Linked DNA regions of Mus musculus: region 1 is linked to region 2. Evidence: chromatin loops called from intact Hi-C (ENCODE). Cell type or tissue: left cerebral cortex. All regions are shown on one strand.

Region 1 (4,000 bases), 140 kb before region 2:
CAAACATGAATTAGTGGGATCTGTCCTGCGTGACAGGGAGCCTGGGCATCAGCACCACAGACAGCGTGGCACTGTCACACCCACCACCACACTACTGTATCACCCTACAGCACCTCGGCAGAGCAGTGTAGGCACACCTGGAGGGGTAGGTCTGGGCCTCTGAACCAGAAGCAGGGTTACCCCTGGAGCTTGGCAGGAGAAGTGGGCTATCTCAGAGAAAGCAAGCTACCTGTTCAGGTACACAGCTGGGCGTAGGAGGAAGGGCTGATTCCAGAGAACTGAGCTACTGTGGGGCTAGAGAAGGAAGTGGTGTGGGGTAACTGAAAGAGGTGGGGTAGCCTTGGCTTACACAGATGAAGGGTGACTAAAAAGATACGTGCAGCAAGACAGAGGTGATTAGCATGACTCTGGACTTGAGGGGTGTATTAACAGGGTTCTCTAGAGGAACAGAACTGACTGACTGTGTGTGTGTGTGTGTGTGTGTGTGTGTCCCCAACAATAGCTGTCTACCAGTTGAAGTTGTTCAGTCCATGGGGCTGGATGTCTCTGCTGGTCTTCAGTATTTGTCAGAACCCTGAAGAAGTAGAGAAGTAGGCTCTAATGCCAGTCAAGGAATGGACTTGCTAACAAAAAATAAGGGCAAATGGGGAGAGAGAGAGAGAGAGAGAGAGAGAGAGAGAGAGAGAGAGAGAGAGAGAGAGAGAGAGCACTTCCTTCTCCCTGCAGAACACACAGACCGGATTAAAGGTGGATCTTCCCACCTCAAAAATCTCAATGAAAGGGGTATCATCCCACCCCAGACGATCCAGATTAAAAGTGGACCTGCCCCCTTCAAATGATTTAATTAAGAACAAAGAAATCCTCCAAGACATACCCAGCCACTTGGGTTTTAGTGAATTCCAAATTAGTCAAGTTGACAACCAAGAGTAGACATCAGCAACAGTTACCAGGTCATAATTATGACTAACGTGATGCAGCTATGGTACCTTCAATCACAAACACATTATGTATTTAAGGAGGTTACAATTATACCGAACATGATAAAATTATCCACTGTTCAACCGCAAACAGTATACATTTTAAAATAGGCGCCAGTGCCCCTCAAGGTATATTATTTTTATAATCTCAAACTTAAAGATAGCCACTGATACTTTGTTACATGACATGATAAAGAAATTAAAGAAAACACAAGATCTGTCCAAATAATTCTTAACATACTATGACAGAAACACCCATGTCAGTTGTAATCCTCGTGTCTGCAACTGGTCACATGGCGATAGCTGGGTTCAGAACTCCCATCCTCTCCTGTCTTTCCTCATCCTGCAGGAGCACGGCAACAGGTCTTGGCTTTTTATATGGAGGAGTGACCCATACCTTCATTCCTGACCGGTCTGTGCCTTTGTCAGCCTGCCTGGACTAGGTTCTTAGAGTTTTCCATTGACTTTAATCACAAGACATAGTAGCACCATGAGACACCCTAAAGGATCTCCCACACTCCAGACATAATCTTTCTTACCTCCATTGTAGAGGAACAATCCAATTTTCCCTTGCTAATCTAGGTCAATCACCCCTCCTAACACTGTTATTCCTTTCTTAGACTGTGGGCCTAAGGGCACCAGAAGCCCAAAGTGGCCAGAGGGAAGTCTGAGCTTCCAGTTCAATGGACTGTTTGTTCCAGCTCTTGGCAGGAGCACTCCCCACTTTGGAACAAAAACTTCTAGGTCGTCAGAACTTAAGGTCACAGAAGCAGGAAGCAGAAATTGTCCTAGGAGATCATTAGAAATGATACTGGGTAGAACTAGTCCCCTTTCCACCCCTTGATTCCTGGATTAAGGCGTGTGGATCCTGGCTATATGAGAATCTGTTCCATATGTCAGACACTGATTCAAAGTATACACTGCCTTCTGGAGAACTCTACCCCAGCCTTCCAGGCTGCTGCCACCTAATTGGCCCTGTAACTGTCTTCAAAAGGCCATCCCATCTTCCCATCAGCCCAGCTGTTTCAGGATAGTAGGGGAACATGTTACAACCAGAGGATTCCATAATTGTGGGCTTGCTGTAGTTCTTCACTTCTGGTGGAGTGCCTTGGTCAGAAGCAATACTATATGGAATACCATGAGGGTGGGTAAGGCGTTCTGTAAGTTCAGGGATGGTGGCTTTGGCAGAAGTGTTACGTACAAGAAAGGCAAATCTATATCCAGAACAAGTCTTTACTCCAGTAAGGACAAAGCATTTGTCTTTCCCCTGGGAAAAGGAGTCTAACAGGTCACTGGCTGGTCACCCCGAAGAACCGACCCATATCTGGGGCTCAGTCTTGGTCTCTGTTGTTGGCAAACCTTGCATTCAGCAGCAGCTGTAGCCAGACCGGTCTCAGTGAGTGGAAGTTCATGTTGTCAAGCCCATCAACAACATCCATCTCTGCCATCATGGGTCCATTGGGCAGTGACAGGAATGATGGGAGGAAGAAGCTGATTGTCCACAGCACAGGTCATCCCATCTACTGTATTATTGATCTCCTCCTTGGCTGAAGTCACATTTACAAGATCATTAACATGGGACACAAATATCCTCTACATCCTTTGCCCATTTGGAGAGATCTATCTACATACTTCTTCCCCAGATGTCTTTCTCACCAATTCTTCAACCATGCTCTTTCCAAGTCCCTGACCATCCAGCCAATCCATTGGCTGCAGCCCACGAATCAGTGAACAGTCACACATCTGGCCGTTTCTCCTTCCAAATGAAATGTATGTCCATGTGTGATGCCCAAAGCTCTGCTCACTATGAAGATTCCCTTTTGCCCGAGTCTTTCAGCGTTGTCCCAGAAAGGGGTTGTAATGCTGCAGCTGTCCTCTTCTGGGTGGTACCTGCATAACATACAGAACCAACTGTAAATCAGACCCTAGTCTCTCTTCCTCAGTCAGCCAATCATAGGGCACAACCCAGGATGCTATAGGTACATGCTTGGCAGCAGGGTACAGCATTATAATGGGAGAAGAAACCATAGGATTTAGGCAACTTCTTCACACAATTTGCTCCTGACTTCAGGACCTGCTCTTCTTCTGCACTGGCCAGATAGGAGTGTTAAAGGGAGATGTGATGGGAACCACCACCCCGGCACCTTTCAAGTCCTTGATGGTGGCACAAATTTCTATAATTCCTCCAGAGACATTATACTGTTTTTGATTCACTACATTCCCTGGCATAGGCAACTCCAAAGGCTTTCATTTAGCCTTTCCAACCATAGCAGCCCTCACTCCATCCACAGGCCAGCGCACCAATGTGAGAATTTGATAGCATATATGTTTCTAATATATATATATATGTATATGTACATATATATATATGTGTGTGTGTGTGTATACACACATACATACACATTTACATATATATGGGAGATATATATGTGTGTATGCATATATGTATATATACATGTATATACACTGATATATATGTGTATATGTATATATATACATATATATGTGTGTGTGTGTGTGTGTGTGTGTGTATGTGTATATATATGTATACACACACACATATGCAACATCTTTATGTGTATATATCCCAATTAGACAATCTGGGGATGGGGACAAAAGCCCACAGGATAAGTTCCAGGACCCACTGAACCTATTGTGAGTCAGACTTCAACCAAAACTCCATTACTTGATCACCTGACCTCTATAAGGCCCTACTTTAACTGGAGGGCCACAATGTTTCTTGGGATCTCCCTGAATCAACGTCAATTCAGAACCAGTATTCAATAGACCCTGGAAAGTCTGGTTGTGTCCTTTCACCCAGTGCAGTTACCCTTAGGCCATAGGTCCTTCTGGGGAAGGACAGGAGAAAGGCTAACAGTAAAGCTCGTAGGTTCATGAGCCAAGCTTCCCTTCAGCCACAAGCCAATGTAACCTCTCTTTCATTTGTTTGAGAATGTTTCTGCTTATACAGGTCAAACAGAAATGCAGTAGGCGTCCTATCTATTCCATATCCGGAAACACCA
Region 2 (4,000 bases):
TCTCAAGTGAGCAGCAGAACTTGGTAGCATTCCAGAAAGCAGCTGAAGCAGGGCAATGTGGAGTCTCTGAAAGGAAGATCTGAGAGGCCACTGTGTGAATCTCTGAAGGTGATCCCCTAAGTTGCAATGGAGACCCTACAATGTTGGAGATGCTGGAACTATGGGTAACCTACAGCCGTGGAGAGGAGCCAGTTCTAGAGAAACGCTGTGTGTTCTGCAGGCAGCAGAGCCAGAGACACAGAGCTACCAAAGCCCTTAGGAGCCCAGGGGATTCCATCATGAGTCTCAGGTGCCTGACACAGAGCTGCAGGATTTGGTGTTTGTCCTGATGGGTTTAGTCTTGCTGTGCCTGCCTTCTTTCCTGCTGGGATGGGCATGTCCATTTTGCATCATCGTTCATTAGAGATAGGTATTTGATTTACCACGCTCTCACGGTGTTGAGAATTGCCTTGAGTCTCAGAAGAGACTTTAGACTTTAAACAGTGTTCGGACTGTTTAAAGACTAAGGACACCTTTGATATTAGGATGAACACATTTTGAATATGAGATGAACCCAGGCTTTGGGGAGATGGGTGGAATATTATTCAAACAAAATTTTTATTTGGATATCACATTAACAAGGGATGAGGTGGTGGTAGTTAAATCACAGTTGTAGACTTGGTGGGATTTAGAAGCACCAGGGACACATACCTCCAGATGTGACTATGAAGGTATTTCCAAAATCTTAACCAAAGAGGTAAGGTCCACCCTGCCTTTGAGCAGCACCATCCCACAAGCTTGTACAAAAGGGAGAACGATTAAGCACTGTTCATCCCTTTCTGGTTCCTGACTGTGGATACAATGTAACCAATAATCACTGGTCACCTGACTGTAGATACAATGTAACCAATAATCACTGGTCACCTGACCGTGGATACAATGTAACTAATAATAATGGTTCATTACTTTCTGTCTCCTGACTATGGATACAATGTGACCAGCTGCCACACAGGCCCTCCACTATGACTTCCTCCCCATGACACCCTGGAACTGTGAGCCAGAATAAAGACTTCTCTGATGTTGTTTTGATCAGGTAATTCATTACAACAAGGAGAAAAGTCATCACTACTCCCCGAAAGGTAGATGCAGGTGACAAGGAGGTGACCCAAGCAGGATGTGTTGCAAGTGCAAAAGCTTAGTCATAACAGTGCAAAGGGTCCAGGGTGCCAGAGCAGCAGGACAATACGGCCAGTGAACAGAGAGATGCAGCCTTAAAGGGTCCAGGCTGGGAGGACACTCAGGGAAACCTGGGCCACTGCCCTAAGACCTGGATGGGAAGGAGCTCAGTCAAGGTCACGTACAGAGCGAGAGGGTAGTTACAGGGGTCCAGGCTGCCATGGGAGGGCTCCTGGGATCCAGCCACAGAGGAGCACTCTGGCGGTGACCCTTCTGATGGGCTGTGAGCTGAGTCAGGTGGAGGAGGCCATCTCCCTGCCACTGACTTTTAAATTAACCTTTAGACTCACAGATGAATGACGCCATCCACCTGCCACTTGGTGTCCTGATGCAGCTGGCAGGACAGTGGACGTGGCCCAGAGGAGACAAGGGCTGCATTCGTGCTAGCTAGTGTCTCAGAGACAGGATATACAGGGCCTTGCAGACAACTCTGGAAATATATGTGACCTATATGACATAGGTCAGGTGTCTGGGAGCAGGGCTCCATGTTTGAGTTCCCTCTCCATGTAGAGAGGCCAGTACTCACCATCTGTGTTACAGAAGGACACAGGGACCTGTCCCAGCCATCTAGCCAAAGAGGGAGGCTCTAGGATGTCAATCATTAAAGACAAAAACCAGTAACAGGCAAGACCACATGTTTGTTGGCCTGGCCCTTCCCCCCAACAAACACACACACCAGAGCAGTTGCCAATTGGTGTCTCTCACATTGGATCCCTCCCATTTCCTGATCCCCAGCCCCATTCAGTGACCAGGCACTCTCTGTTCCATCCTAATGCCAGGAACTCCCTCTGCTGTCCACATAGGGCCACCTGGAGGTCTGCAGTGCTCAGGGGCAGAAAAGCCAGAGTACAGGGCTGAAGAGGGCCTGGGACCAAGTGTCTGGGAAAGGGGGGCCAGGGCAGGGAAGAAATCATCCTGTGAGGCCAATGAAGGAACTTTCTCTTGGTTGTATCCTTTCAAGTGATTTGAATTGGGGTAGAAAAAGTCGCCACACTTAAGCGACTGTTTCCATGGACTTATTATCTGTCTCCATAATCCTTCCACCCACGTGAAGGGGTACATCCATCCAGCACCTGGAGTCTCCAACAATCTGCTTATCAAAGGTGGCATGTCCCAACTGTGTGTGCAAGTACATACGAGGTAACTAAGGATGCCCTTGAACTCCTGATCCTCCTGCCTCCACCTCCTGAATGCTGGCCTTAAAGACACAGTCAGACTTGACCCTGGGTCCATAATCATGCAGATGATGATCTTATTGCTGAAATTGACCACAGGAGGAGTTTAGTCACGAATGTGATGTGCACTAGAATCCTGGCACTCACACCACACTCAGGCCTGGTATCTCCACTGGGCAAAAGTAGAGACTGAGACGAACGAGGAGACCTGTCCGTTGTGCACAGCTGGAAGATAGTGACTGAGAGATCTTGTCCTGGCCTGGCCTGGCCTGGCCTTCACTTTGGAGAGACTGCCCTCCACACAGTAGGGAGGTTTCAGGAAGCTGGGGAGCAGGAATGCTGTGGTCCTTTAAGGACACAGGGACAAACCTGTTCCTGAGCATCCAATGGGACATGTGAGATTAAGCAGCATAAGGCTGAGAATTCTTGTCTCCCATCTGAGTCTTAGAATAAGTTGAGGGCAGGGACAGCCAGGGCTGTTTTAAGGATGGGAGACCACAGGCCTTGGGAGGCTGAGATCTCGGGCCTGTTATGACTTCAGCCCGAATTCTTTCCCTTCTGAAGTCCTTTTATCCGAGCCCAGCCTCCTGAACACAGCAGCCCAAACTCCCCTCTCCCAACCCCAGCTTGTTGCACCCCAGGGTTTCAGACTTCGAGGACATTGATAATCATCCAAGACCATCCACAACTCTGTCAGCCCAGAGAATAACTTTGAGAGGCCCCTTGTCTTTCAAGAGTTCAGAAAGAAGTAAAAATAGCTGAGGACTGACAGGGAAGAGACCATCTCCATCCCTCATCTCCTCTGGATCAGGACTTCTAATCTGTCACACTGTCACATTCAGGAGGCTCCAGTGCCACCTTTCCCATGGCAACATGCGGGCGGCAGAAGTGACAGAAGGTGCTGGCACATTGGCCACCATAGCCGGGGGTGTCCAATAGCAAGGGTCCTGTGTGGGGAACATGATAAATTTGCTGAATGAAAGAACCCCAAGAGGCCAGTTTGTCCTGTTGGGACTTCAGGTATGTACCACCACGTTCAGCTTATGAAATGCAGAGGATCACGCCTTGTACATGCTAGGCGGGCACACTACCAAGTGAGCCCCACTTTTTTTTCTTTTTCTCACAGGCTGCAAGGTTCTGGATCTAGAACCATCACGGATTCCGGCTCTGTCCTCGCATCAGTGGGCCTGACTCACAGGTGTTTCGCTAACCTCATTCTGTACCAGACATGCTGGAGAGAAATACATTTTAAAACCACGTGCAATTTAAAGCGAGTTTAATCTGCATGTCTGGGGTTCATTAACACGTAGATCATCAAATTAGGGATGGCTCACAGCTGTTTGACATTCGAACGGCCTTCTGAGTATCTTTAATAAGTGCCTTTAAATATCATTTTCCCTAGAATTTCAGGGCTGTGTTTCGAGCATGCTGATCTCCAAATGGGAATGTGATTCAATGCACTGGGCTCCATCCTGCAGGAGTGCTGCTAACTTGGGAAGGTTAACATAGAACCTTCTTCCTGCTTCTCCTGTCCCCACTTCAGTGAGTAGTGGCTCCTGGCTGGCCAAAGTCACATGCTCAAGTGTCCCCTTGTCTGTGGCAGACATTGG

The links. A loop is a pair of places that touch in the nucleus more often than their neighbours do. Peaks named below come from ENCODE experiments on the same cell type or tissue, not always from the same donor. Only the 100,000 strongest peaks of a DNase experiment are listed, where the experiment ranks them.
Region 1: a loop joins it to region 2, with 2.6 times the contacts of the local background. A loop is called at or near these places in 7 of 42 quality-filtered maps.

The regions. Positions count from the first base shown.
Region 1 is chr4:140,017,281-140,021,280 of GRCm38, reverse strand. No RefSeq gene overlaps it. Among named protein-coding and RNA genes, the nearest start is that of Gm52685, 51 kb to the left of the region's middle. In left cerebral cortex, no CTCF peak of the experiment used is centred here; a DNase peak (open chromatin) is centred at 1,678.
Region 2 is chr4:139,879,959-139,883,958 of GRCm38, reverse strand. No RefSeq gene overlaps it. Among named protein-coding and RNA genes, the nearest start is that of Gm1667, 29 kb to the left of the region's middle. In left cerebral cortex, a CTCF peak has its summit at 2,018 (motif pointing left); no DNase peak of the experiment used is centred here.